3 separate regions of the Mus musculus genome follow, and all the other regions are linked to region 2. The links are chromatin loops, found by intact Hi-C in ENCODE. Cell type or tissue: heart. All regions are shown on one strand. Links, peaks and the distances in the headings refer to the core of each region. The heading gives the core; the rest is flanking DNA.

The links. Hi-C counts contacts between places; a loop is a spot of excess contacts. Peaks named below come from ENCODE experiments on the same cell type or tissue, not always from the same donor. Only the 100,000 strongest peaks of a DNase experiment are listed, where the experiment ranks them.
Region 1: it touches region 2 in a loop (2.9-fold over the local background); 2 of 42 quality-filtered maps call a loop at or near these places.
Region 3: a loop joins it to region 2, with 7 times the contacts of the local background. A loop is called at or near these places in 2 of 42 quality-filtered maps.

What each region holds. Positions count from the first base shown.
Region 1 is chr4:108,846,391-108,854,083 of GRCm38, forward strand. Txndc12 (thioredoxin domain containing 12 (endoplasmic reticulum)) reads left to right here. Exons shown (of 7, transcript NM_025334.3): 3 at 6,779-6,831. It overlaps Kti12 (KTI12 homolog, chromatin associated), which reads left to right and starts at 1,467. Exons shown (of 1, transcript NM_029571.2): 1 at 1,467-3,022. The coding sequence starts at 1,501. The coding sequence ends at 2,556. In heart, for the core only: a CTCF peak has its summit at 3,581 (motif pointing right); a DNase peak (open chromatin) is centred at 1,921; H3K4me3 peaks cover 1,888 bases; H3K27ac peaks cover 1,006 bases.
Region 2 is chr4:109,276,859-109,284,551 of GRCm38, forward strand. It overlaps Eps15 (epidermal growth factor receptor pathway substrate 15), which reads left to right and starts at 3,417. Exons shown (of 25, transcript NM_007943.3): 1 at 3,417-3,586. The coding sequence starts at 3,554. Gm40225 (a long non-coding RNA gene) reads right to left here and starts at 3,465. Exons shown (of 3, transcript XR_868003.2): 1 at 3,164-3,465. In heart, for the core only: CTCF peaks have their summits at 3,354 and 3,568; a DNase peak (open chromatin) is centred at 3,443; H3K4me3 peaks cover 1,731 bases; H3K27ac peaks cover 1,455 bases.
Region 3 is chr4:109,673,380-109,681,072 of GRCm38, forward strand. It overlaps Faf1 (Fas-associated factor 1), which reads left to right and starts at 3,248. Exons shown (of 19, transcript NM_007983.2): 1 at 3,248-3,693. The coding sequence starts at 3,649. In heart, for the core only: a CTCF peak has its summit at 3,590; a DNase peak (open chromatin) is centred at 3,202; H3K4me3 peaks cover 2,240 bases; H3K27ac peaks cover 1,872 bases.

The sequences.
Region 1 (7,693 bases), core at 1,519-6,518, 430 kb before region 2:
AGAGCATAAGGGGTGGGGGAGGGTGCAGAAGCAAGGAGCTGCCAATGTTACAAAGATTGGTTTATTTAGTCTTTACAGCCTCTGAGATTGGTACAACTATGAAATAATAACTGTTACATTTTATCGAAAAGAGAATTGAAATACTGAAAAGTGAAATTACTTCCCAGTCTTTTTTTTTTTTTAAAGATTTATTTATTATATGTAAGTACACTGTAGCTGTCTTCAGACACTCCAGAAGAGGGAGTCAGATCTCGTTACGGATGGTTGTGAGCCACCATGTGGTTGCTGGGATTTGAACTCCGGACCTTCGGAAGAGCAGTCGGGTGCTCTTACCCACTGAGCCATCTCACCAGCCCCACTTCCCAGTCTTTAAACAACCATTAAGTGGACTTTCATGTGTCTCCTGTACTGTATTAGAGACTTACTCTACTCCAGCATGTGTGTCCTATATTATATCATACTCCTGTCACACACATACTCACATTTATACTTCTGTACCTATCACACTTGTGCTTGCTGTTGTAAAACAGATCCTAAGTCTCATGACACGGGGGTCTCAACTCAAGCTTTCTGCAGGAGGATTGCCAAGTTTAATTAAAAAAAGATACCCAGCTAAATTTAAATTTCACACAAAGGAAAATTAAATATGCCCATGTAACTTATGCAACTTTTTAAAAATCTCAAAATCAGATTTAATTGGAAAATCTTCATTGTATTTGGCGACTCTATCCACGATGGAAATTTCAATTATTCTTTCAAGTTCAAAATCAAGTTCGCTCCGAGGGTATAGTGCTGAGGCATAGAGCATTCACAAGGTTCTAGCCCAGCAGCCCTCTCTACCAAACAAATAGAAACAAATTCAAGCATCAATCAAGTCTTCAAGGAGGTTTCCGGGCAGCTTTTTCACTTCTGTTCTTCACACTAAAGTACAGCTACCCATAAAAGTGTTTACTTTGCGTGGACACTTAATGCTTCCTGATACGAACCTTGATTTTTTTTTCCTTTTTTCCATATATATATTGTTTTTTTGAACCTTGATTTTCCTAGGGGAACAGTTTTTATTCATCTCTGACCCCAACCATGAAAGGATGTTGACGACTGAAATAGTTGTTATGAATAAACATTTACTAAGAGCTACTAGGTGTAAGAGAAGTCCTGAATAGAGAAACATCATTTGTAATTTGCCTTCTGTATGCTAAATGTGGTGCTAGTAATTTCGTTGAATGCCCATTAAATCCCATTTAATAAATACCCTCTTTGACGGAGGGTAATCTTATCCTGTTGAGGCCTTTAACGTTTGGTGTAAATAACTAACGCCATTCTAATCTTTGCGTCTCCTTTCTGAGAATGTTGGTCCTTGATCTGGTTGGTTAGAGTTCCGGTTTCCCATAGAAACAAAAGGTCCCGTAAGAGTGTAAGGGAACAGGAAGCTCGGTTTTCTCTTCCGGTTCCTGCCGGAAGTTGACGCCAAACATCCGCACATGGATGCCCCTGGAGATCATGCCGCTCGTCGTGGTTTGCGGGCTGCCGTCCAGCGGCAAGAGCCAGCGGACGGAGGAGCTCCGTCGGGCGCTGGCCAGCGAGGGCCGCGCGGTGTATGTGGTGGACGATGCTTCGGTGCTGGGCGCGCAGGACCCGACTGTGTACGGCGACTCCGCTGGTGAGAAGGCTCTGCGGGCTGCGCTGCGGGCTGCGGTGGAGCGGCGCCTGAGCCGGCAGGACGTGGTCATCCTGGACTCGGTGAACTACATCAAGGGCTTCCGCTACGAGCTGTACTGCCTCGCCCGGGCCGCGCGCACGCCGCTCTGCTTACTTTACTGCGTGCGGCCGAACTGGCCGAGCCGCGAGCTTCGGGAGGCTTCCGCCTCCGAGAACCGGGACCTGGCTGTCAGCGTGAGCTGGAGACCGCGGGCCGAGACCGGCGGGAAGTCTCAGGCGGCTGGCGCTGTGGAGGAACAGCGCGCCACCAGCCCCGTAGCCAACGGGGGAGTTCTGGCCGCTGTCTCAAAGGAACTGGATCCAGAGGAAATCCTGCCATCAAACCCTTCCGCTGTAATGACCCCGGGGTCCGAGAAATCTGCAGAGCCTGCGTCCTGTGCCTTTCCTCCCGAGGTTCTGGAGTCCTTAGCGCTGCGCTTTGAGTCTCCCGACTCCCGGAACCGCTGGGATCGCCCCTTGTTCACTGTGGTGGGTTTAGAAGAGCCATTGCCCCTCGCGGAGATCCGGTCTGCCTTGTTTGAGAATCGGGCTCCCCCGCCCCATCAGTCTACGCAGTCTCAGCCTCTAGCCTCTGGCAGCTTTCTGCACCAGTTGGATCAGGCCACAAGCCAGGTGTTGACCGCTGTGATGGAAGCCCAGAAGAGCGCTGTGCCCGGAGACTTCCTAAAGCTCCCTGGCACCACGGAGCCCCTCCGATTTACCCGACCCTTGACCTTAGCAGAATTGAGTCGCCTCCGTCGCCAGTTTATTTCCTACACCAAAATGCATCCCAATAACGAGAATCTGCCTCAATTGGCCAACATGTTTCTTCAGTATCTGAACCAGAGTTTGCACTAATGAGGTAGTGGGCAGCAGCTGTGGCTCGTGTCTGACTATTCTACTGTACTTTGTTTAGGAAGAATAGTCCGAAGGTCTGCAAAGCATACTGTAGTAAGATGGCCAAGTTTTGACTCGTTTTCTTAACTGCCACTGCCATACCCTGAGTGTGTAGTTAGCATAAGCTGAGGCATTGAGTGGTAGCTCCAAAAACACCAGGGGGCTTCGGTTGGAGTCTACTTAGGAATACTACACACCACTGTTGGCCTTCCATCGGGATTAAGTCAACTGTGAGTAGAAACCGAAGATAACAGTTTTGTATTCATAATGGCCTTTTCATACTCCAAGTACTTTTGAGCACAGAGCCTCTTGCTTCTGACCTGGCACTTGGAACACAGATATATATATCTTTTGTTCTGTCCCTGGGAAACTGATATTTGTGTAAGACAACCACCAGATATTTTCTCTAATAAAATCTTCTAAAATTACCTGCTGGTCTCTTGATGTAGTTTACTGTTTCCTCTGCAACTTAGTATTTTATATGTACATGTAGTATCTTTATATGAGAGGCTTGATTGCTTGGCCTATATATTGTAGCACCTTGCATGTTTATTGAATATTCTAAGGCAAACATTACTCTTAGTTTTGTTGGTAGCAAACAGTATTGGATTTTCATTATCCATATAGTTCTTCAGACTTGGCAGCTGTGTGAAGTGCAAACATGCTTAGCAGGATGAATGCCAGCCATCCCAGAATAACCTGTGCAGGGTTATTACTGACTGTTGACCAGTGGCTAGGAGGTGTTTGAGGAAGAGCTTTAGAAAAGTTACTATTTGAAATATCACTGTAGAATAGTCTGCTAAGGAACAAAATGCAACTTTTTAGACTTTCTAGACCTTGGAAGTTTCTTGCTACTTGTAAAGAGTTAACAAACATATTCCAAATTATATTTGTGTCAAAAAAATAATTTAGATTTGCTTTCCTTTTCTTTTTTTCCTTTTTTTAAAGATTTATTTATTTTATGTATGAGTATGCTGTCGCTGTCTTCAGGCACACCAGAAGAGGGCATCAGATCCTATTCCAGATGTTTGTGAGTCACCATGTGGTTGCTGGGATTTGAACTTAGGACCTCTGGAAGAGCAGTCAGTGCTCTTAACCACTGGGCCATCTCTCCAGCCCTTAGATTTGCTTTCCAACCTTCAAATTTTTCACTAGGTATGATACTCGCACCTGTAGTCCCAGCACTTGGGAGGTGAAAACAGGATTGTTGTAAATCTGAGGTCAGCCTGAGTTACAGAGTAAGATCCTACCTTTAAAAACAAACAAAACAAAAAAGCCCAGGGGGTGTTTTTGTCTGTACAGAAGCAACCAGTGGGTTGACTTTGGCCTACAGATTATTTTTGCTAACTCTTATTCTAGAATGGCTAATAGATGTTTGACAGGACTAAGCCATTCTAAAATACGCATGCTCTGAAAACTGGTGGACTGCCTTGGTTAATGTTTCCTTTGTAGTATCTACCACCTCTGATATATATGAAGGGCAGGAAAGGTTCATGTATGAAATGTAGGTTTGAGCTAGGCAACCTCAACAACCTTTTTCAACCTTCATTTCTGATTTTCTAGTAAATTATTGATTGACTTGGATTTAAACCTACATGTTCAGGCTGGCTCAGTGGTTAAGTGCACTGACTGCTCTTCCAGAGTTCAATTCCCAGCAGCCACATGTTGGCTCACAACCATCCAGGGATCTGAGTACCCCTTCTGCTGTGCCTGAAGACAGCATACTCAAATACACAAAATAAATAAATCTTAAAAACAAAAAAAACGGCCATCACTGGAAAGAGAGGCCCATTGGACACACAAACTTTATATGCCCCAGAACAGGGGAACGCCAGGGCCAAAAAGGGGGAGTGGGCGGGTAGGGGAGTGGGGGTGGGTGGGTATGGGGGACTTTTGGTATAGCATTGGAAATGTAAATGAGCTAAATACCTAATAAAAAATGGAAAGAAAAAAAAAAACAAAAAAAACAAACCCTACATGTTCTAGGACTGTCAATAATAGGCTCAGTGGTTAAGAGTACTGGCTGTCCTTCTAGTGGTCCTGAGTTCAATTCCCAACAATCACATGGTGGCTCGTAGCCATCTGTAATGGGATCTGTTTCCCATTCCCTCCTGTTTGATGCCCTCTTTTGTTGTGCAAGCATACAGCAAATAGAGCACTCATACATAAAATAAATCTTTTTAAAAACTACATATTTTATCTAGATGACTCTTCTAAATAAAGGATATTAATTGTCATGGCCAAAAAGAACATTGGTCTGGGAGTCAGTCCTTTTTTTTTTTTAATTTTTATTAACTTATAAATGGCAGAACTTACATTTATATAGTCAGATTTCTTTTTAATGATTTATGCATTTTTATTTTATATGCAATCTCTTAGGATTCTTGGTCTTTTTGGGTTGGGCTGGAGATTGAACCCAGAACTTGTACAAGCTGAGTAAGTGCTCTACCATTGATCAACATCACAGATTAATTTTCTCTTTTCTATGAGAACATTAATAGTGTCTACCCTAGATGAGTGTGATGGTGTATGCTTGTAATTCTATCGCTCAGGAAGCTGAGGCAGGGGGGTTGCCACGAGTGTTGGACTAGTTTAGGTTACATAGCAAAGACTCTGCGTCAAAAGCAAAAGGAGGACAGATGAGATGTCCTGGAGTGCTAAGAGTGCTCACCTCTAAGCCTAAGGAGCTGAGGTCAATCCCCAGGGCCTACTCCATGGAAGGAGAGGACCTCTGAGCTCCACAGTGTACATGCTCTCTCCCTCCCTGAAGCATGCTTGGGTCCACACACACTCAAATAAATAGAATTATGTTTCACATACACAAGCAAATGTAATTATTTACTTGGGGGAAAAGGGTCGGGGTCTCACTACATCACCTTGCCTGGCCAGCAACTCAATATTTAGAGCAAGCTAGCCTTGAATTAAGAAATCAGCCTCTCCTTCACTCCAGAAACACTTACATTTTCTCCAACAGTGACATCTTGGAAGAATGGACTCAGTCACGATAAGAGACTGGGTTCCAATCTTTTTACTGAAAAAAAAAAAAAGGAAGCAAGATGGAATATTCTAAACAAAGCACTTAGGGTTTAACAAGATGTGTTGCTAATTTCTGGTTTTGCACAAATAAAGAGAAGAAAGGCAAAAAAAAGAGAAATCAGCCTTCAGATTGCTGGCAATAAAGATGTGTGTCACTATGCATAGCCCATAACTGTAATTTTTAAAAAACGTTTCTAGAGTTCTTTGTGGGGCTGTATAGTATAATGCATGCAAAGTATTTAACATATAATAGTCACATTCAACACATTTTCATTATGATCACCTGGATCCTGCCATCTACTTACACTTGTGGTTTACAAGCCTTTAACGAGTCAGTCTATTCAGATTCTTAAGCCTCAGGTGAGATAGCTAAATAGTTTACCTAGAACTTATTTAACTAGTTAATCATGTAGAATAGCAGTGGTATATGGTAAATACTGTATGTTTGATATCAGTAATACTGTATGTTGGCATAGGGTCTGTAAAGACAAATGAAAATGTCCCAGAAGTTCTAGTGACTGTAGGCCCTGGCAATCTAAACCCAACCTGTCATGCTTACACAGCAAGTATTTTACCCACTGAGCCATCTCCCTGGCCTTATCAATAATTTTATTACTTATTTTATATTTATCATACTAATGAAAGTTACTTTTTGCCCTTTCAATAATTATGTAATAGTAATCATTTGGAAATACAGTAACATTTAGAATATTGTAATTTGATGTTTTTCTTCTACCTTTTTTCTCCCTACTTTTAAAGCCCAAATCTGTGGAATTTATAAAAACATCAGTATTTATACTTGTTTTTCTGATAATAATCTATGACTTGGGCTGGTGAGATGGCTCAACAGTTAAGAGCACCTACTGCTCTTCTGAAGGTCCTGAGTTCAAATCCCAGCAACCACATGGTGGCTCACAACCATCTGTAATGAGATCTGATGCCCTCTTCTAGTGTGTCTGAACACAGCTACAGTGTACTTAGATATAATAATAAATACGTCTTTAAAAAAATAATCTATGACTTAAGTAGTTGGATTGTTTTACAGTTTCTTTTGAAACCATACAAAAACCACATTTCTGCATTACCAATCATTTTGTTAGAGTACTTTTGAAGGATTTTACTATAATATACTTTCTTTGTTTTCAAGTGGCTTGCCGCTGATGGTGATCATCCATAAATCTTGGTGTGGAGCCTGCAAAGGTAAGTACGAGTGTTTCATCCCAAGGTCAGGCTTCAGATGTACCAGAAATGGCAAAGCACTGCTGAGTGCCTGGAGCACTTCCAAATGTCAGACAGAGCATCTTAGCAGAAGCTGGAATCCTTTACAGAGGGGCATAAATGGCTTAGGGAGGGAGGGAACCAATCAAAACCAGAGGATATTTTTGACTGTGGTGTGTATTCTTTCTGCCTGTTGTGATACCAGTCAGGTTTTATTTTTCACTGATAACTCGACAACTAGCAAAACCCTATTTCAAAAATGCAGCTGGGCATGGCAGCTCATGCCTGTAGTCCCAGCTCTCAGGAGGGTGAAGCAGAAGCATGGGCACAGGTGTGAGGCCACCCTTGACAACAGAGTGAGTGCCTGTCTCAGACATAAGTAAGGGGCTAGAGAGATGGCTCGGTGCTTAAGAGTACACACTAGCTCCTCCTAAGGAACACCTGACCTCTGAGCACTCACATTCATGTACATACCCCCCCACACACACACATGTACACATAATTAAATAAAATGAATAAGAGGAATGTGAATGCCAGACACTGCAGTGCATGCCTGTAATCTCAGCACTTGGTGAGGCAGGGGGATCAGAAGTTCAAGGCTAGCTTGGGTCCCACTGAGAGACTCTGTAGCTGATCTTTGCTACTTTGTGGGTTCTTTTTGCCACCCCTACACACACACACCAATTTTACCTCCTATTTACCTCCTATCATTAGGAAGGGAGGGAGGGGTGGAGGGAGGGAGGGAGGGAGGGAGGGAGAGAGAGAGAGAGAGAGAGAGAGAGAGAGAGAGAGAGAGAGAGATCCATCCATCCATCCCTGGGTCTAGTTTCTTTCCTTTTGTTTC
Region 2 (7,693 bases), core at 1,303-6,302:
TGCAAGCAACGACATAAACTTTTAAAAGAGTCCTTTATAAATACAAAGTTTCATTTTTTTTTAACTTAAAGCAAACCCATACTAATAGTTCCTTTTATTTCCTTAACATGCTATGGTATGTTTGTGAGGGTCAGAGGAGTCCTTTCCTTCCAGCTATTTTCAAAGATTTATTTATTTATTTTATGTATGTGAGTACACTGAAGCTGTACATATGGTTGTGACCCTTCATGTGCTTGTTGGGAACTTATTTATTTATTTATTTATTTATTTATTTATTTTTAAGGACCTCTGTTTGCTCTGGTCAACCCCGCTCACTCTGGTCAGCCCCATTCACTTGGCTCAACTCTGTTTGCTCAGTCCCTGCTCGCTCCAGCTCAAAGACCGGTGGTTGTGAGCCATCACGTGGTTGCTGGGATTTGAACTCAGGACCTTTGGAAGTGCAGTCAGTGCTCTCACTTGCTGAGCCATCTCACCAGCCCATCTTCAAACACAAACTTGTCTGACTTTCAGATTTCTGAACTTCTACACTTCTCTCTACAACTTCAAACACTTCATACGTCATTCACAGCCCCCCTAAATTCCTATAATTAGTAAGTGACTTTTCAGTTACACCAATGGTTCTGATCTCTAAGTTTTGTTCATTTCAATATATCAACTGCTTTTGCTATTAGACATGTAACCTTGGGCAAATTATTTGACCTCTGTGGTGCTGAGTACCTCATTTGGGAAGTGAGTGTGATAATTGCTTCCTTTTAGGGTGTTTTTGTGAAGTTCAAACTTATAATGTGAAGTAATAGATGCCAATAGAAATATCAGTTGGGTTATAGTTGATGTTTCAAACTGGAATAGTTTCTCCTCTTCTCCCTTGAGCCAAAAGGAATAATGGCAAAAAGAAGTCAAAGGAGATACTCCTGACTAAGTGTTTACTCATCAGACCTGTATAACTTGCTCTTTGAGGCTGGATCAAATCAGAGGAGTCTAGGTAGACTTGGGAAGGGAGTTCTTGAGACCTCTCTGGTTTTTGCCTCTGATGGAAAAAGTCTAAAAATGGAAGTGGAGCCAACTAGATCTTGGGTTTTTCCAGCTGTCTCAGTGTATTGAGGAATCCTATTATAATGATAAAGGCTGTGGCCCTGATAGACGTGTGGGTTTTGTCCTGGAAACCACCATTAGGGAAAAAGGAAGCAAACACATATTGAGGTTGGGTACTTCTGTGTCTGAGGGACCTGCAGTAGAGAGTTAGTCTTCTTTAAGGCCAGTCAGATGTAGGCAGGTCATCAACTAACTCTTAAAACGAGGCAGAGGATATGGCCTTTGAAGCAGCTTACTAGATTAGTGCAATGGCTGCCAAGACTGCTAGCCTGAGTTCCATCCCCGAAACCTCCATGGTGGAAGGAGAGAATCTACCCCCTCCCCAAGTACTACACACACACACACACACACACACACACACACAATAAAAAAGGCAGAATAAAAAAGTCATATCAAAGTAACTAAAAGCTGGTATGCAGACTTCCTAGACCTTCTGAAGTAGGCTACATACAAACTGAGTGTAGTTTTACATCAACCTGACACAAGTTAGATTTATTAGACACGAGGAAACCTCAGTTGAGATAAAGCCTCCATAAGACCTCACTGTAGGGCATTTTCTTAACTAGTAGTTGGTAGGAGAAGGCCCAAGCCTGGGTTCTATAAGAAAGCAAACTGAGTAAGTCAGTAAGCAGCACCCCACCATGGCCTCTGCTTCAGACCCTGCCTCCAGGCTCCTGCCCTGTTTGAATTCCTTTCCTCACTGCTTTTGATGATGACCAGACTGTGAGGGAAATAAATTCTTTACTCTTCGGGTTGTCTTTGGTCATGGTGTTTCATCACGGCAGTAGTCACCCTAAATAAGAACCTTTGCAGATGACAATTTCAGGTAAGCGGTTCCTTATTCTAACTAAGTGTGGCAAAATGAAAAAGAGTAAGGTGTATAATGTTGAATACAGGCAGGACAAAGGCCTTCATTTAAGCATATACTATAATGTTATGGTGTTAAAATACATATATATTAAAAAATCTCTGCCACTGGTGAGCTGAGGGGGGTGGTTAGACTTATGTAAACAGGTCATTAGGAGGTTGTTGCCCTCTTCTAGTAAAGTCAACAAAAGAGTATGAACACTAGTTTGGAGAGACAATACTCTGTCAAGAGGTGGCATTTATGACAAAAAGGAATTTGAGAGGAACCGGGCACTGGTGGCACATTCCTTTAATCTCAGCACTTGGGAGGCTGAGGCAGGCAGATTTCTGAGTTCAAGGCCAGCCTGGTCTACAGAGTGAGTTCCAGGACAGCCAGAGCTATACAGAGAAACCCTGTCTCAAAAAACCAAAACCAAAACCAACCAACCAACCAGACAAAAAAAAAAAAAAGAATTTGAGATGGGACTTTATGCACTCACTGTACCTCTGAACTCCACTGTGGCCCTACACCTGCTTTTTTTTTTTTTTTTTTTTTTTTTTTTTAAATTAAACAGTCTAGGCAGGACAGGGAGCAGGCAAGGCAAGCAGTTCCTTCTTGCTCCCAAGATTTTTACTTTAGAAGGATTTACATGCCTTCTTAATGTGATAGCAGGTAGAAAGATTTGTAATCCAGCTTTCTAGTTAGTTTTTAAACTTCGGGTAAGAGAGTTGTTTTGTTTTGTTTTGTTTTTTCTTTTCGGGGAGGCCCTTTTCTTTTTATTTCAGTCAGGGCCTTACTATGTGTCCTTGAACTCACTATGTAGAGCAGGCTGGCATGGAACTCTCAGAGATTAAAGGTATGTGCCACCATGCCTGGCTGGCTTTCACCATCCTCATTTGTATAACTTCTTTCTGTTTCAAATCCCCTATTCACACAATTTTTTAAAAAAGTATTTAGGCCTGGAGTAGTGGTACATCTCCTTAATCCCAGCACTCTGGAGGCAGAGGGAAGTGGATCTCTGTGAGTTTGAGGCCAGCCTGATCTATACAGTGAGCTTCGGGATAGCCATGGCTACACAGAGAGAGACCTTGTTTTAAACAAACAGCAAACAAACAAAAGCATTTAGTGCAGAATCACACACAATCAGAATTATTTAATGTTATTACTACTAAACCGCTCCTGTCATTACTTAGTACCATTACTTTTTTAGTTCCCACAACCCACCTGGACATGGTTCTAATTTCTCCCCGCACTTTACAGAAAACAGCAGCCCAGGAAGAAGGATGGTGGGTGACCTGCCTAAACTCAGGTCTCTGTGGCGCCGCCTCCGCTGACCGTCCACCCCAGAGCCCTATCCGCACCGGGTTTTCCAGGGAGGCCGGGGTCAGGGCCTGGTTCCGCGGCTCAGACTCCCGCTCCGGGCTTTGCGCGCCGCCACGGCCTGTGAGGCCGGCGGGGCGGGGCGGGGCGGGGCGGCGTGAGGAGGGAAGTTGTCGAAGTTCGGGGAGACGCCCGGCCGCCGGCCTCGCCTACGGCCTGTCCCTCCGCCTCCTTCCCGCCCCGGGCCCCCGTCCGTCCGTCCTTCCTTCCCCTCCCGTGCATGATGGAAACACCATGGCTGCGGCAGCCCAGCTCTCCCTGACACAGGTAACGCCGCCCGCCGGTCGGCCCGGCTCGACCCGCCGGGGTTCCCCGGCCCTCCCTCCCCCCCTCCACCGCTCTGGGGCGCTGGCGCGGCGGCTGCCCTCGGGCCGCACGGTGGGAGCGCGTGTGAGGAGTGCGGGCGCCATCCCGAGTCGGAGCGGGAGCGGCGAGCCGGGGCCGCCGCACCCCCGCCCCGGGTCGCCGGGCTCTCGGCTCCGCCCCGCGCGGCTCCCACCCGGCCGCCGCCCCCGCCGCGGGTCTCCGCGCCGCTCTCCTCCAGGTCCCGTCGGCGCTCACCTTCTCGGCAAGTTTCTCCTCCGGGCCTGACGGCCGCCAGGTGAGCTCCGGTGGGGCTCACGCTAGACAGCGGCCGCGGGCGATGCGAGGCTCGACTTCGGCGGGGCAGGGTTCCCTCAGCTTCGCTCTGCTCCGGTCCGCGGGAGCGACGACTGCCGAGTTCCCCTCAGTTCCCTCAAGTCAGCCTGGCTTCCAGAAGTCGCATCCTGTCCGGGCACTTGACCCACTCACTTCTGCTCAGATCCCCTTGCAGACTTTCCCACCCGCGAGGGCGCCGTCTCTGATCGTCGTCCGAGGGGTCATGGTGCCAGCCTTCTGCAGGTGGGGCGCCTCTTTCCTCCCTGGTGCCCGGAACCACCGGGGAGATAACTTTGTCCTGGGACGATCTCGACCAAAAGCTGTTCTCGGAGTCTGTTCTCGGAGTCTCGCCTCTTTATCATCATCATCATTATTAAAATGTTCTCTTCCTTCAGAGCCCCATCCTCGAGGGATACATCTAAACATCACTCACTTAGGAGAACCTGAGTTCTCCGTTTCTGTAAAACCAAGCGTAGTCATCTCAAGACACCCAGGAGGGATGAGGTACCAAACACCTGCCAGTCCCTTTCATCTTCACTGCCCAGAAGTTTGCCTTCTCCATAGCTGGGGGCTGTGTACTCCCTGGTATAAGCCCACCTCAGCCTATCAGCCTGCCCTGTGATAGCTCCCTGCCATCTTGTCTCCTTGGCCTAGATTTGCCTGTACTTATAAGGTAGGGCATGTGTTTGGGTAATAGATTATTTCTATGTTATGATAAAGAGGTTTTGAGGTGTTTCTTTCCAAGAACTTGGAGATAAAAAAGTATTTTCCCCAGGAGCCAGGGTGGAAATTTTATTTACTTATTTATTTTGAGACAGGGTCTCAAATAGATCAAGCTGGCTTTGAACTCACTATGTAATCAAGAATATCAAGAATGACCTTGATTTTGGATCCTTCTTCCTCCATCTCCCAAGTGGACTGTACCACTATATTAGTTTATTCATCGCCAGGGATCAGACTCAGGACTTCATGCTGGCTAGACAGGCCCTGTACCGACTGAGCCATATCCCCAGCAAAAGTGATTCTATATATACTGTATGTGTGTGTGTGTGTGTATTATAGTGCGCACACACACACACACACACACACACACACACAGAGGCATCCCACAGGTAAGACAGCCTTTAGGAATAACCTCATAAACTTTACATTTCCAAATTTATTTCCTGTGGGTCATTGTGTTTTGACTTGCATCTAACAGGGAAGAACTTTTAAGATGGCCCAGTCTTGTCATGAATCTGTTTAGAAGGGTCCTTCTGAAACTCACATTTGAGGAATGGAAACATTGACTTTTGGGTGTTGGCTTTCTGAGTCTAGATAGTGACCTGCCTTAAACATGATCTCTGTTGGCAGGCACTTGTATTCTGACTCTGTTGGCTAATTCTGGTAGTTTCCCCCGACCCCCCTATTAAAGATTTTGTTCCCTTGAAGACTTCTGTAGAATTGCTTCTTGGTTGTGTGCCTACTTTATTTTCTTCTTGGATTGTACTGTGTTTTTAGTTTCTGTTTAGGATCACTTATCTCTGGAAATTTGCTTCAGGCTCTCAGTTTTGTAGTCATTTTCATAATTTGCATATGTTCTTGTGGTTGTATAGTTAGGTGTTAAAATGTATCCAGAGTAAATGCTGAATCACTAAGGGGAAATTATTCTTTAGTATTTCATGTTTGAACTTAAATTGATAATTCAAATAAGTCAATTTAAAATATTTAGATATTAAAATACTAAGATATAGTGAGATATTATAAAGGCACAGGGGAAAAAGTTTTTAAAATATTTACTAATGTATCTTTTTCCTTCAAACTTAGCAGATTTATAGTTCTTAGATATAATTACTTATTTGTGTATGAGTGTTTGCCTGCATGTATATATGTATACCACATTCATGTCTGGTGCCCATATAAGACAGAAGAGAGTGTCAAATCCCTTGGAACTAGAGTTATGGATGGTTATAAACCACCATATGGCTACTGGGAACCGAACCTGAGCCCTCTGCAAGAGCCACAAGTGCTATTAACTTGAGCTGAACCATATCTCCAGTCCTTGATTTTAACATGTGTGTGTGTGTTGCACACATATGAGTGTGCAGGTGCATGTGCTGGTTGGAGTGCATGAAGAGACTAGAGGAGAATGTCAGGTGTCTTCCTGTATCACTGTCTGCCTTGCAGCCTTGAATGAGAGATTGCCATTTAGGCGGGCCAGCTTGTTTCTGCTCTTTACTGCTGGGGTTATAGGCATGCTTGGCCGTGCTAGGTTTTTATGTAGGTACTAGGGATTTGAATTCCACTCCTCATGTTACATAGTGTTTTTACCTACTGAGCCATCTCCTCAGTTCCTCATACTTTTTGTTTAAAAAGTTTTAGCTGCTTGAACTAAGTCAGATAATGGTGTAGTTTGGTTTCACATTCATTATTGATTTATTTATGTTACCTTGTGTTTCTTTTTTCTGCTCTTCTAACACAGAGCTAGATATGGTATACTCAAGTGGGAGATTCTTCAAGGTAGACATGTGGAAGGTTCAAAGTGTATGGCTATGTTGCCATTCTAGTCTGGGTTCGTTGACTTAGTGATCCTTCTGCCCCAGTCTCCCAAGAAGCTGGGATTATGGATGTGTGTGTCACTGGGCCCGCCCAGCAAAGGACATTTTAAATTTCACCTCTTTTTCCTCTGTTTATTTGGAAGAAATAAATCTTGTGTCTATGCCAAACCTGTTAAAGAGCTCTTAAACAGTTATGAAGATTAACTGGATGCTAGTTTCTGCCTCTGGTAATGATCGTTTTGGAATAGGTTAGTTAGTTCATTCATTCGTTCATTCATTCATTCAGCCAGCCAGTGTGTCTGTGTGTGTGTGTGAAAGAGTTTTTGTTTGTTTTTGAGACAGGGTCTCTAGACCTGGTTGTAACAAAGATCACTTTGCCTCAGCCTCCCAGGTGCAGGAATTAAAGGCATGCATTGCTATGCCTGCTTCTGTAAATATTTTATTAAGTATTAGATGTAACACATTGTATTAAGGTTGGCTTTTTAGTTTTTTGGCTTTTATCGTTTTAACTAAAGCAACAAATTAGAGAAAAAAGTGAAAATGTTTTAGTTTATGTTTCCCTTGCCTTTTGAATGCCTGCCAAACACTCCTCTAACTCTTTCTTAACTAAAGATTGAAATTGAGTTTTGTCTTCTAGAGATGATAGAATACTAGATTCTGAATGCCATTTTTAGCATTGCCAGTAAGTATGGTATGAATAATATCCTAATGAAGACAGGAGTAAAATCTTTAGGTCTCTGCTTTCTTTGCCTTAAAAATTGATCCACAGTGGTTAAGAGCACTGGCTGCTCTTCTAGGAGAACCTTGTTCAGTTCTAGGAGAACCTTGTTCAGTTCCCAGCACCTGTGTGCTAACAGCCATATGTAAATCCAGTTCCAGGGGATCCAGCACCATCTCCCGGCCTTTGCATGCACAGCACTTAGTAGGTGCAGATACACCCATACATATAAATATTAAAAAATATTATCCAACAAATATTGTTGAGCATTTACTATTGGCCAAGAATTAGTATAGCTACTTAGAATATACTAACAAAATAAAAAATTTTGAAGCTTAAAGACAAAAAGCATGGAGCTTACATTTTAATAGAGGACTTTAAACATTATTAAATACTTGGCCAGCTCTAACATTTTTGCTTTGCAAGTAATACCTGATGAAGTGTTGGTTTTCTCATTGTAGTTAGTGCTGCCCAACCTTA
Region 3 (7,693 bases), core at 1,519-6,518, 400 kb after region 2:
ACAGTCTATTTTAGTGGAATATAAAATGAGATTAAAATTATTTCGTGTACTTATGGAAAAAGAATTTCTGTTCTCTTGATTTGTGTCACTGCAGTGAAATTTTCTCAGAATTGAATTTTAGAAAAATGAAAAACATATTGTTTTCCCTTCAATTTTTTTGTAGTAGATATTTATTCTGGATGCTGGTTATTCAACCATAATACTTAGACCATATGTAAGAAACAACTTTTCATTTACTTTATAAACTTGGCTGCAAGGAGGGTGATACTATAAGGAGTTACCAGGGAAAGTGGGAAGAGCACTAGTTTTGACCTCGACTTGCGTCCTAGTCCTTTCACTTTATTTCATGACCCTAGACAAAAATCTTAAAAAACAAAACAAAACAACGTTGCCCTTCATTCTGTACATTTTTTTCTTTCTTTTCTTTTCTTTTTCCTTCAGTTTTTCAAGACAGGGTTTCTCTATGTAACAGAACTGGTTGTCCTAGAACTCATTTTGTAGACCAGGCAGGCCTTGAACTCACAGAGACCCATATGTCTCTGCTTCTCATATGCTAGGATTAAATGTGTGTACCACCATGCCTGGCTAGAGATAACAATAAAAATTCAAATTATTAGTATGAACCCAAGATTTTTGTTATGGATGTACCCTGATGAATATAAAAGAAATACTGGATGAAATGGTTTATAACCATCAAGAAACTTTCAACCTGTAGAAGGAGATAAACCATTTGTTGATTAAACAATTACAGGAAAAAATTCATAGAATTTGCCAGAACTGTGTTTTGTTAAAGTACTAAAGGCCATGGTTGGGGGAAAAAGGCAGGCATTCTTGTTAGCTTAAGCGTAATGAAAGGGGAGGCCTTGGAAGAACATGGAGGAGGAGCATACTGAGTAACAGCTAGCACATTAGGAGGCTTTAAGGCTATGGGCAGTTTTCCTATGCAGTATGTCACTCACTGTTTGAAACTGCTAAGTTTTCTTAGTTTTGAGTGAGAGATTAAAGATTCATAGAGAGGTTGGAAAGGGGCAAAGTTAGGTCTCAAACACAGAAATGCTATGAAATGTATGCTAATTTTACACAAAGATTTGAAGTTTCTCATTTATCTCCTGAAACGATCTTGTCAGGAGTTGAAATTAGTAATAGTTGAATGACTCATCCATGTTTCGACAGCTAATTTTTTGGGGAAATCATTCTGAAACCTCATATGTTTGAATATCGGGGTCGTTACTCCCATCTCCCTGCATGTATTGTATTATTTCAATTTTCAGATGGAGAGAAGGGAAAGAGGAATGTGCGTAGTGTTTGAATGAGTTCTGAGGTAGTCACTTGTCAGTTTTGCAGGGTTTCATTAGCCTGGCCATATATAACACTGAATACCTGCTTTGTTCTGAGGGCCCATGCTAACTGGGTTATTGGATTGCCTCACTTATATTGTTGACATTGGGTTTCACCTCATGATTCCTATTTATGACAATTTCAGAATCTCTCCTTTTAGGTACAGCAAGGAAAAAGACTACAAAGTTTTGTTGTTGTTGTTGCCTTTTAAAACAAAACAAAACAAAACAAAACAAAACAAAAACCAGTATCACCATGTAGCCCAGTCTGGCCTGGAACTCTCTATGCCCTGCCTGCCTCTGCACCCCTAGTGCTAGAATTAAAGGCATGGATCAGCACATCAGACTCAGGGGTTTCTATTTCTTACTTAGCTGATTCTGCACATTAAAACAAGTTCACTTTATAGGTCTGGGGAGGTTCAGTGATTTAGAGTACTTGCTATTGAAGAGGACCAGGGTTCTATTTCCAGCACCCACATGGTGGCTTATAACCATACATAACTCCAGTTCCAGGGATTCACACATCCCTTGCTGGCCTCCATGGGCACCAGGCACCATATGGTACATATATATGCACACAAAGGCAAAACACTCATAAAATACAACAAATAAATAAAAAAAACATACAAGTTATCACAGAATTGTATGCCAGATTGCTTTTAGTAAGAGAACCATGGAATCCATTTTTCCACCTGGTGGTTTTAGGGATCTAACCAAGAGCCTGTGTATGCCTGGCAAGTGCTCTATCTACTATTGAGTTTCATCTCCAGCAAATCAAGATCTTAACATAAATAGCACACTTCTTTGCATTCAAGGGATTGAATATTTGATTCAGTCTTTCTATTTTTTTTTTTTTAATGGATACACTCCTAGCTTAAAAAGCTTAGGCATGAATTCTTTATGGTGATTTCATCAGTTCTTATTTTTGTTTAACATTTCCAGAGTTTAACATACTTTCCAGGGCATGGATGTGTCCTTTAAAAGTCTGTAAGTTCCTACTTTGTGTGTGTGTGTTTGTGTGTGTGTCAAGATTGAATATATTGTCACCCTTCCTTGGCCTAGATGGCAATTACAAATTGTCATATAGGTTTTGGATGTTTTAGGTACAAAGGTTGCTAATTTCTGACCATTAGTTGAAATCTTCAGAAATTATGAGTAAGTGTACCATACCGTTACTTATGAAAATATTTTAAATAAAATATGTGAAAGTGTACTCAAGTTTTCTACATGTAATGCTCTAAAAATGTAGATATTGCAGTAGAAATATTTTCCCGTAAATATCAACTTAAAAATGTTCAGCATCCTTTTGAGGTCTGAATCCTCACCCTCTGAGTTTCTATGTTCCAGACATATTATTGTCTGCTGGATACCTCAGTGTTTGTGCCTGAGATTGCAGACTCAGAAATAGGAGGTTCCAGGTAGGGAGTGACAGTATGTAAGCGGCTTTTTACCATAAGGCTGAGAGTGAGAGACCGTCCACGAGGAGGTATTTTGGTGAGAGGAAAACCTACAATGTTAGGAATGCTGCTGGCCAGGCGGTTTATGGAGTGTGCTGAGCTGGGCTGAGGCTGGCGGTGCTTTGCGTATGACTAAGCACGTGAGGCGCCGAATCACAGTCCGGCCTCGGCCAGGGGGAGGCCGCACCTCCAGGCCTAGGCTTCAACCCAAACCGGAATAACCTGTTGCGGGTCCTCAGGCTCCGGGGGGTGGGGGAGACGCACAACGGCGTCCTTGCCACACAGGCCGGCGACCCCGCCCGCAAGCCGAGCGCCAAAGCGCTTGACAGGAGGGCAGTCACGTGACAGCCGCAAAGCGCCGCTTTGCGACCTCGATGACAGGCAAAATGTGCGACAGCCCAGGCGCCGGCCAACCAGGGGCGGAGGCGGCGGCCGGGGAGGAAGCGGAGGAGGCGGAGGCGGCTGTGGCGTTGGCCCGCCTGCTCCTTCTCTCGCTTTCCCCGCCCCCGTCGGGTTTGCCGTGGCTGGAGGGAGCCGGGCGCGCGCTGTCGCAACCTGTCCTCCTCCCAGGCGGCGACGGAAGGACCGGCCCGGCATCGAGACCAGCCTCCCCGTCCCGGCAGCTGCGGCGAGGGCTCCGCGGGGCGCAGGCGGGCTCAGGGCGGCTGAAGGTTACCGAGTGCATGAGCACCTAGTCTCCCGCGCTGCCCCGCCCGCCGGTCCGCCGGCCCTCCCGCCGGCTCGCCCGCCAGCCCTTCGCCACCCGGCGGCGGCCGCAGCTTCGGCCGCAGGAGGCGCCGTCTCGCTCCCAGGTGCGCGCTTCGTTCCCGGAGCCGCGGAGCTCGGCGGCCGCCATGGCGTCCAACATGGACCGGGAGATGATCCTTGCGGATTTTCAGGTGAAGTGTCTGGCTCTGCTCGCTTCCCACCTCCAACTTGGCGCCTCGGGGTGGTAGCGCGGTGGCCTCTTCCCAGCGTTTGTTTGAGCACCGCAGTGGTTGTAGTGTGGGCTTTTCTACCCTACGTGGCTCAGGATGTGTGTATATTGTGAACCTTGGGGAACATGTATTTCATATGTTCTCTCTCTCTCTGTGTTGAATGATATTTTTACGTTTGGGGATATAGTGATTTGGGGGTTACTATGTATGTGGGCTCTTTCTCAGTCTTATGAGGCATGTGTAGAATGTGGGTTAATTGTGGGGTGTTTGGGTTATTCCATGAGGGGACAGTGATGTGTGGTGTGGAGAGTGTGTTGCTATGGGTGTGGTGTATTGTATGAAGTGGAGAGTGAAAAGGTAGAGTGATGAGGAGGTGATGAGACTAGTCGGGCTTTGTGGTCCTTTTCAAAGAGGGGTAGGCAGTTGAGACGCTGGAGGCCTTATTGCAATCTGGAGGGTAGAAAATAAGGAGGCAGAGAGGCAGGATGTATCTCTGCAGTGAATTCACAAACTTAATAACCCGTCCACATTTGCAGATTCCTTTCCCTTACAGACTTCAATTGTTTGGTGTCCTTTAATTAATTAATTCAAAGTAAAGATTGTTCCCTTACCAAACCCTCCTGTAGTAATCCTGGCATGTAAGTATCCTAGGGAGGCCCTTTGAAAGGAGAGCTGTGTGCATCTGGAAAGACTTGCAGTTATTAACACTACACTGTGAATATTTTCTTTGCCCCTTGATATTTACTGAAAAAACACATTTTAGTGCCATACACATATTGTTTGGAATTATATTTTTCAAATAAAGGCAGATTTTCTCCCACACTGACTTTACTTCACAGTCTCTGTAGGTAGTACTACATTTTTACTTAGTGTTTTGGTGACCATTTTCCAAGATTTTGCTCTGTTTTTTTTTCTAGTAGTTATCTGGCACACTAGGAATATGCTTATATATACTTTTTGATTATACTGCAACATATAAACTAAAAAAGGATGCTTTTAAAAAGAAGAGTTGGCCATGGCATTTTGTAGGCTTTAGAATAGCCTGAGTTCTTTATCTTAGTGTCTCCCTATGTGCATCCCAGGGTGGCATCTAATTTAATATAGTCTTCCTACCCCAGCTTCTCACAGTACTGGGATTACAGGTGTGATTCACCATGTCCATTTCTTAGATGTAGTTTTTACCCAGTTTGTGTTTTGATGAGGACAGCAACAAATGGTGTAATTTATCCTAGTCCTAATGTGATTATAACTTTGTTTTAATTTTGTAAATTTTTAAAACCTCTAACAACTGTAGTTGATTTCTGTCTTTCTGTCAGTCACTATGCTTGTTATTATTATTTTTTTTTTGAGGCATAGTTTCAATATATATATATAGCTCAGGCCAGTCTTAATTGTTTCTTCAGTGTTGGGATTATAGGAGTGTATGCCACAATACCTGGGTCACTATTAATATTAGCTAAAGGACTTGTGCCCAGAGGCAGAGTAATATTTTTGAGGTACATCAAGACTTTGGTTTGGAAATCAAAATGACTATTTTTAATCACATTATTAAATTCCAATAACATTTTTTTCCCAGTCTTTCTTTCCCCGTTGAAAATGTCTTCCTTTTGCAGTAGCTGGAGATTGAACCCAGAGCTTTGTGCATGTTAGGCAAAAGCTCTACCACTGGTCTACATTTCCAGCCAAAGATTTCTCCTATTAGAATAGTATTGGAATGGTCTTATAGGCCATATTGTGCACACTGTTTATAACTGGAAAAAATTTTCTAATCGCATTTGGTGTGAACAGCCTTCATATACTAAAAAAGATATTTAGAAGACTGTGTCTCTGTACTTTAAACACATTAATCTTTTTTGTGTTTAGGAACCTGTGATCCTCTCACCAATTAAAACACTGCATCATTTTGTTTGTGTCTTTCTTTAAAAATTGATCATTGTGCCTGGCGTGGTGGCACACGCCTTTAATCCCAGCACTTGGGAGGCAGAGGCAGGCAGATTTCTGAGTTCGAGGCCAGCCTGGTCTACAATGTGAGTTCCAGGACAGCCAGGGCTACACAGAGAAACCCTGCCTCAAAAACAAAAAAACAAAAAAACAAAAAAAAAAATTGATCATTGTAATCTTTATTGTAGGTTTTTTTTTTGGTATTAATTTAAAAATAAGCAACTATTATAAGAAAATCAAGAAACTTATTGTAAAGATTATACCACAAGTCCTGGCATGCAGCTGTGGGAAATGTAGCTCAGTGGTAAAGCACTGTCTAGTTTAGCATATGTAAGGCCCTGGGTTTGATATGTAGTATTACATTCATACACACAAAAATGCATGTATGCCCATATATACATACACACAAACATAAGACATGACATGTAGATTCTTAGTTATTACTTGTTTAGCTGAGTACCTTCCCAAAAATGAATGTAGTAAAATTATGTTTATTTTATGTGCTTTTGAGAATTAGTAATGATATGAGAGCTTAGCATGCTCTTAGAAAGGACACAATTTGTTTTTGAGACAGTGTTGTAAATATTATAAGGGGGTTTCTGCAACCCCTTAGATCATTTAGCTCCCAAATAAAAGACACAAAATTTTTATAATAAGTATTATAATAAACCTCTATATTTATAATAAACTTTATAATAAAAGCACCAGCATTGGACAGATATCAACCCTCTATGCTATTTTGCCTACTTTGCTATCTATAACCCCGAGATACCACTTGCCATATTCAGCCTGGGCTGCTCCTACTCCAGCAGGCCAGCCTTAGGATCATGTGCTCACCTACCACACCCTCTTCCTCCTTCCTCCTCTCTCCTCATGGTCCCTGTCTGAGACCCTCCTACACCTAGAAACCTTTGCTCCACCCCTTCTCTTCTGCCCAGCCTAGCCTGTAGGCATCTTTACTAACCATGGATAACTTGGAGGACAAGGGGTCTGCTCGTCTTGGAACAACCAGATCTTGGGGCACAGAATTTAGCATTTGAATACAAGCAGAACCAGACCAGTCTCCTACAAGACAGGGTTTCTCTGTGTACCCCTGGTTGTTCTGGAATTTAATCTGTAGACTATGCTGTCTCTGAACTCACAGAGATGGCCTGCCTCTGCCTTCTGAGTGCTGGGACTAAAGGTGTGCACCACCATCACCTTGCAAAAGTGCACAATTTTGAATTAAATTTTAAGAATTCTTATACGTGCTTGTTTAGTTTTAGTGTTTACAATAGCCAAACTATGGAGCCAGGCTACACCTTCCTCACTAGTAAGGACAATGTGGTGCAGATAATGGAGCTCTATTTTCCTTTAAAAAGAATGAATTAAAACAGAATGAGACTGAATGTGGTGATATACACTTCTTTTTTTTTTTTTTTTTTTTTTCCAGACAGGGTTTCTCTGTGTAGTCCTGGCTGTCCTGGAACTCACTCTGTAGACCAGGCTGGCCTGAAACTCAGAAATCTGCCTGCTTCTGCCTCCCGAGTGCTGGGATTAAAGGCATGTACCACCATGCCCGGCTGTGATATATACTTTTAATCCCAGCACTTGGGAGGGAGCCAGCAGCAGGGGGATCTCTTGAGTTCAAGAGCAGCTTGGTCTATATAGAGAAACCCTGTCTCAAAAAAAAAAAAAAAAATTGAGGTTAACTCATTTGCGGATATTTATGTTGGGCAAAATAAGACAGACTCAGAAACACAAATATTGTCTAATATACAGAATCTATGGGCAGATATATTTGTTTATATACACACACATATTATGACAAGAAAGGAGGATTATTTGTGTGGTGGAAAGGGACCACTAGTGAGAGGAGGGAAGGAGGGACAAATGGTTTTTGAGGAGACAATATGGGCAAAAGTACAACATTGACTATTTGTGAAATTGTTAAAACGAAACCCATTGTGTTTTGTGTGCTAACTGAAAAATTTTAAAGGTTCTGGTAGGATATTATGAAGTCATTAAGATATGTAATACT